2 separate regions of the Homo sapiens genome follow, and region 1 is linked to region 2. Evidence: read pairs that join two places in POLR2A ChIA-PET (ENCODE). Cell type or tissue: HepG2. All regions are shown on one strand. Each heading gives the region's core, and the rest is flanking DNA. Links, peaks and the distances in the headings are about the cores only.

Evidence for each region. ChIA-PET counts read pairs that join two places held together with the same protein. Peaks named below come from ENCODE experiments on the same cell type or tissue, not always from the same donor. Only the 100,000 strongest peaks of a DNase experiment are listed, where the experiment ranks them.
Region 1: POLR2A ChIA-PET joins it to region 2 with 8 read pairs; 5 of 35 experiments call an interaction of 5 or more read pairs at or near these places.

What each region holds. Positions count from the first base shown.
Region 1 is chr11:70,325,348-70,328,266 of GRCh38, reverse strand. It overlaps PPFIA1 (PPFI scaffold protein A1), which reads right to left. Exons shown (of 28, transcript NM_003626.5): 5 at 2,693-2,767; 6 at 1,904-2,005; 7 at 1,449-1,670. LOC105369373 (a long non-coding RNA gene) reads left to right here and starts at 1,013. Exons shown (of 2, transcript NR_188532.1): 1 at 1,013-1,167. In HepG2, for the core only: no CTCF peak of the experiment used is centred there; no DNase peak of the experiment used is centred there.
Region 2 is chr11:70,257,587-70,260,505 of GRCh38, reverse strand. No RefSeq gene overlaps it. Among named protein-coding and RNA genes, the nearest start is that of PPFIA1, 12 kb to the left of the region's middle. In HepG2, for the core only: no CTCF peak of the experiment used is centred there; a DNase peak (open chromatin) is centred at 1,245.

The DNA.
Region 1 (2,919 bases), core at 308-2,807, 68 kb before region 2:
AACACACACTGGGGCCTATCAAAGGGTGGAGGGTGGAGGATAGGAGGAAGAAGAGGATCAGGAAAAATAACTAGGCTTGGTACCTGGGTGATGAAATAATTTGTAAAACAAACCGCCAGGACACAAGTTTACTTATGTAACAGACCTACACGTGTACCCCAAACTTAAAAGTTAAAATAAAAAATTAAAAAATAAAAGTGATAGGTCTTAAAAGAATTTCAAAATTCTCTGCATATTAATCTCTGCCACATAATCTCCTGCTGTAGCCAAAGAATAGAACCTTAGGTGACATACTACATGCAAATGTTCTTCCTGTGGTGAATTCCTACATGAAATTACTCAACGTCAAACTACCAAACTGAAAAGCAGACATTCAACGGTTGAGGCGCCTGACAAGGGACAAAGCGCAGGTTAGAAAGTGACAGGAAGGGCACCTGAGAAAGCACTCAGCCTCACTGTTTCATGATCAAATAGTTTCTCTCTTTTTTTTTTTTGAGACGGAGTCTCGCTCTGCCGCCCAGGCTGGAGTGCAGTGTCCCGATCTCGGCTTACTGAAAGCTCTGCCTCCTGGGCTCACGCCATTCTCCTGCCTCAGCCTCCCGAGTAGCTGGGACTACAGGCGCCCGCCACCACGCCTGGCTAATTTTTTTGTATTTTTTAGTAGAGACGGGGTTTCACCGTGTTAGCCAGGATGGTCTCGATCTCCTGACCTCGTGATCCGCCCGCCTAAGCCTCCCAAAGTGCTGGGATTACAGGCGTGAGCCACCACGCCCGGCATTCATGATCAAATAGTTTCTCACAGTTATAATGGCAGAAATATTTGTCAGCAATGAGTATATTGTGACATATTTTTGCTATACGATCCTGATGACCCATGTAGAAGCAAATTCCACTCTTGATTGTTTGACCATTAATATTCAACGCCACAAATTCCTTGAAGGAGCAGGTCAGAAAATGAGAAGACCGCCAGCAACGCCCCCTCCCACAGTTAAGAGACTATACTCACATTGCCCTACGTGAGCTAGCACAGCCAGTATCAATATCTGCTTGCTAAGTATGTGTGCAACAGAAGGCAATCTGAACATAAGAACAAATTAAGACAGCCTAGAAATTGCACAGATGAAGAATCTACAAACAAGGACATTAAAGAATATTAAAGCAGCACAGGTAGGAGAGGCCAGTGTGGCGTCCACTTCATGGCCATGTCAGTCAGTGGGACTAGTTCTCTACTTTGAAGAGCTCAGGGACAGGAGATTTCACAACAAAAATGGGGAGGTAGCTTATGGCAGTTTCACAGCACTCTCTCTTTTTCAATATAACTTATACAATAATCCAAAGGTTGAAAGTAATTGGGAGAGTAAGAGACAAACAGAGAAAAAAAATCATTTAACTAAAACGTCCCAAACATACAACTTCATGACAAGACTGTAGTTTTTGTTATTGCTCACTTCACGGACATCTCGTTGCAATTTTGTGTTCATTTCTTCAGATTTGATGAGATCTTTTCTAGCCGTGTCCAGATCCTCTTCCAGTTCTGTCACATGACTGGAAAGGGAAGCCAGGCGTTCTTTCATTTGGCTCTGTTCCCTTGACTGCTTACTTATGATTTCTTGGAGCTCAATTACTTTAGCAAGGTCTTCCTCGTGGCTTAAAGAACCATCAGAAGATCTCTGATAGGGGGAAAAAAAAATCCTTAAATACCCTTGTTTGGTGAGCTATAAAATAAAAATACTTCCAGGAAATAGCTAAAATCAAAACTGACTTATGCAATCTGTTGGATTACACAACTTTCATGACCACTTCAGCTCTAAGCCGGTACTTTAGCAACTGTTTTCCACATAACCCGACACATACTGTGAACAAATGAAATCAAACAGAATAAAGACAAAGCCTACAGACTTGCCTTTCCACTCGTGCTTGGTGTATTTTCTTGTTCATGGTTTATGTCCAGCACTCCATCTGTTAGAGTTTTTTTCTGATTATTCTGTTCTTTAAGAATCATTAGCTGAAAGCAAAAAATTGAATATGAGTGTAAAATACCTTACATAAGAGAAATAAGTAAAGATAGCAAAACTCCTTTTGGAAAAACACAACTAAAAACTGCTTAACATAGTATAAAAGAGAAAGCATATGGCAATGCTACCCAATCCGAAAATAACCAGATCATTGAAGATGGAATTTATTATCCACTGGCCAGACGAGTCCTTAGGTAACCATCATTTTGTAGTCCTTAAAATGACTCAGATAGGCTGGTCCTCAATTGGGAAGATAAGTAACATGTGATATGTACAACTACAGTCCTTATACTTCTTTTACTTTTTTTTTTTTTTTTTGGAGACAGAGTCTTGCTCTGTCACCCAGGCTGGAGTGCAATGGTGCAATCTCAGCTCATTGCAACCTCCACCTCCTGGGCTCAAGCAATTCTCATGTCTCAGCCTCCCGAGCAGCTGGGACTAAAGGAACATGCCACAACTCCTGGCTAATTTTTGTATTTTTAGTAGAAATGGGGTTTCACCATGTTGGTCAGGCTGGTCTTGGAACTCCTGACCTCAGGTGATCCGCCCGCCTCGGTCTCCCAAAGTGCTGGGATGACAGGTGTGAGCCACCACGTCTGGCCTTATGCTGCTTTTAATAATTAAAGGATAAAAATAACCCCCCCCCAATTCAACTCATGATGAAGTCTCAAGCTTACCTCTTTGTGTGTGGCACCTAATTCCTCTTCTAACAAACTACATCTTTCAAGTGCTACTCGTAATCGCTCTCTCACCTGAAAATAAAAGGGGTTGAGTTTGTGTGTGTGTGTGTATACTGTTTATTTTATTCTTAATATATAGTTAAGTGTAATATATACACTTAATGTATATATTAGTGTAATATAACATAATAAAATACCATTAATGTCTGTCATTGATCTTACTG
Region 2 (2,919 bases), core at 110-2,609:
GTGGCTCATGCCTGTGATCCCAGCACTTTGGGAGGCCTAGGCGGGTGGATCACCTGAGGTCAGGAGTTCGAGACCAGCCTGACCAACATAAAGAAACCCTGTCTCTCCTAAAAATACAAAATTAGCCAGGCGTGGTGGCGCATGCCTGTAATCCCAGCTACCCGGGAGGCTGAGGCAAGAGAATCGCTTGAACCCAGAAGGCAGAGGTTGCGGTGACCCGAGTCTTACCATTGCACTCCAGCCTAGGTGACAGAGTGAAACTCCATCTCAAAAAAAAAAAAGAAAAGAAAAGAAAAGAAAAATCCTGGAGATGGATGGTGGTGATGGTTGCACGCAGTGAAACACTGAGAAAGTACTTAATGCCACTGCACTGTGCACTCAGAAGTGGTTAAGATGGTAAATTTTGTGTTATGTGTATTTTACCACAAAATTAAAAAACAAAAAACAAACAAAAAATCTCTATCGGTGAGGGCAACATAGTGAGACCCTGTTTTACAAAAAAATTTAAAAACGAAGGCCAGGTGTGGTGGCTCACGCTTATAATCCCAGCACTAATGGAGGCCGAAGTGAGTGGATTACTTGAGGTCAGGAGTTCAAGACCAGCCTGGCCAACATGGCCAAACTCCTTCTCTACTATAAATACAAAAATTAGCTGGGTGTGGTGGTGCACACCTATAATTCCAGCTACTCGGGAGGTTGAGGCAGGAGAATGGCGTGCACCCAGGAGGCAGAGCTTGCAGTGAGCCGAGATGGCGCCACTGCACTCCAGCCTGGGCGACAGAGCAAGACTCTGTCTCAAAATAAATAAATAAATAAATAAAAATAATAAAAAATGAGGCCAGGTGTGGTGGCTTACACCTGTAATCCCAGCACTTTGGGAGGCCAAGGTGGGCAGATCACCTGAGGTCAGGAGTTCAAGACCAGCCCGGCTAATATATGGCAAAACCCCATCTCTACTAAAAATACAAAAATCAGCCAGGCATGGTGACAAGTGTCTGTGATCCCAGCTATTAGGGAGCCTGAGGCAGGAAAATTGCTTGAACCCAGGAGGTGGAGGTTGCAGCAAGCCGAGATTGCACCACTGCACTCCAGCCTGGGTGACAGAACGAGACTTCATCTCAAAAAAAAAAAAAAAAAAAAAATGAGCTGAGCATGGTGGCATGAGCCTATAGTCCCAGCCACTCTAGAGACTGAGGTGGGAGGATCACTTGAGCCTAGGAGCCTGAGGTTGCAGTGACCTGTGATTGCACCACTGCCCTCCAGCCTGGGTGACAAAGCAAGACCTTGTCTCAAACAAACAACCCTATACTCTTCCTGTTGCCCAACTTGAGGATGCTTTTGGGCACAGTCCTAAGAAATTTTTCCACAACTGGAATATTTATGATGAAACAAAGATCAAGATTATGAGATAGGACAATTAAGCTTTTAAATGTTGGATATTTGTGGAATTATTCTAAGATTTTAAAAATTAATTTGACATTTATTGTTTACTAATATTCTTTTCTTTTAATTTTTTTATTATCAAATATCTGTATCAGATGGAGGTTTTTTATGTTATTAAAATATGTAATACTGGCTGGGCGCAGTGGCTCATGCCTGTAATCCCAGCACTTTGGGAGGCCAAGGCGGGCAGATCTCTTGAGGCCGGGAGTTGAACACCAGCCTGGCCAACATAGTGAAAACCTGACTTTACTAAAAATACAAAAATTAGCCAGGAGTGGTGGTGCATTACTGTAGTCCCAGCTATTTCAGAGGCTGAGGCAGGAGAATCATTTGAACTCAGGAGGCAGAGGTTGCAGTGAGCCGAGAACATGCCACTACATTCCAGCCTGGAGACTCTGTCTCAAAAAAAAAAAAAAACAATATTGTCAAAATATATTGGTTTATAATAAGAACCATGCACTTCAGATTTTTAAAAATTTTTTTACAGAAAACCTCTGAACCTGCTTATTATGGTCACCCATTCTTTACAAGCAAGTAAACACAATGTTTTTAATAAATACAAAATAACTTAGGGTTTGGGGAATTCTGATATCTCATGCCCATATCTTTTTTTTTTTCCACATCTGCAAAAGATTTATTTTTTAAAGAAATGGATTCTGAGACAAAACAACATGGGGCAGAAGTATGGAATCGAAAATTGGGCTGGGCACGGTTGCTCACGCCTATAATCCCACCACTTTGGGAGGCCAAGGCGGGTGGATCACCTGAGGTCAGGAGCTTGAGACCAGCCTGGCCAACATGGTGAAACCTATCTCTACTAAAAATACAAAAATTACCCAGGCGTGGTGGCGCGTGCCTGTAATCCCAGCTACTCGGGAGTCTGAGGCAGGAGAATTGCTTGAACCCAGGAGGCAGAGGTTGCAGTGAGCCAAGATCATGCCACTGCACTCCAGCTTGGGGAACAGAGTGAGACTTCATCTCAAAAATAAATAAATAAATAAATAAATAAATAAAATAAAATAAAATAAATATGAATGTAAGCTGTTTCGCTAATTTTTTTGTGTGTTTTTTTTTTTGTTTTGTTTTTTGACACAGAGTCTTGCTCTGTCACCCAGGCTGGAGTCAGTGGCGCGATCTCAGCTCACTGCAACCTCCGCCTCCTGGGTTCAAGTGATTCTCCTGCCTCAGTCTCCAGAGTAGCTGGGACTACAGGTGCACGCCACCACGCCCGGCTAATTTTTGTATCTTTAGTAGAGATTGGGTTTCACCATGTTGGCCAGGATGGTCTCAATCTTTTGACCTTGTGATCTGCCCGCCTCGGCCTCCCAAGGTGCTGGGATTACAGGCATGAGCCACCGTGCCTGGCCCACTAATTGTTTTATAACCACAACCAACTAGTACGAAGAATGCCCTGAACAAAACACAGTCAAGGGGCTGGGTGCGGTGGCTCATGCCTGTAATCCCAGCACTTTGGGA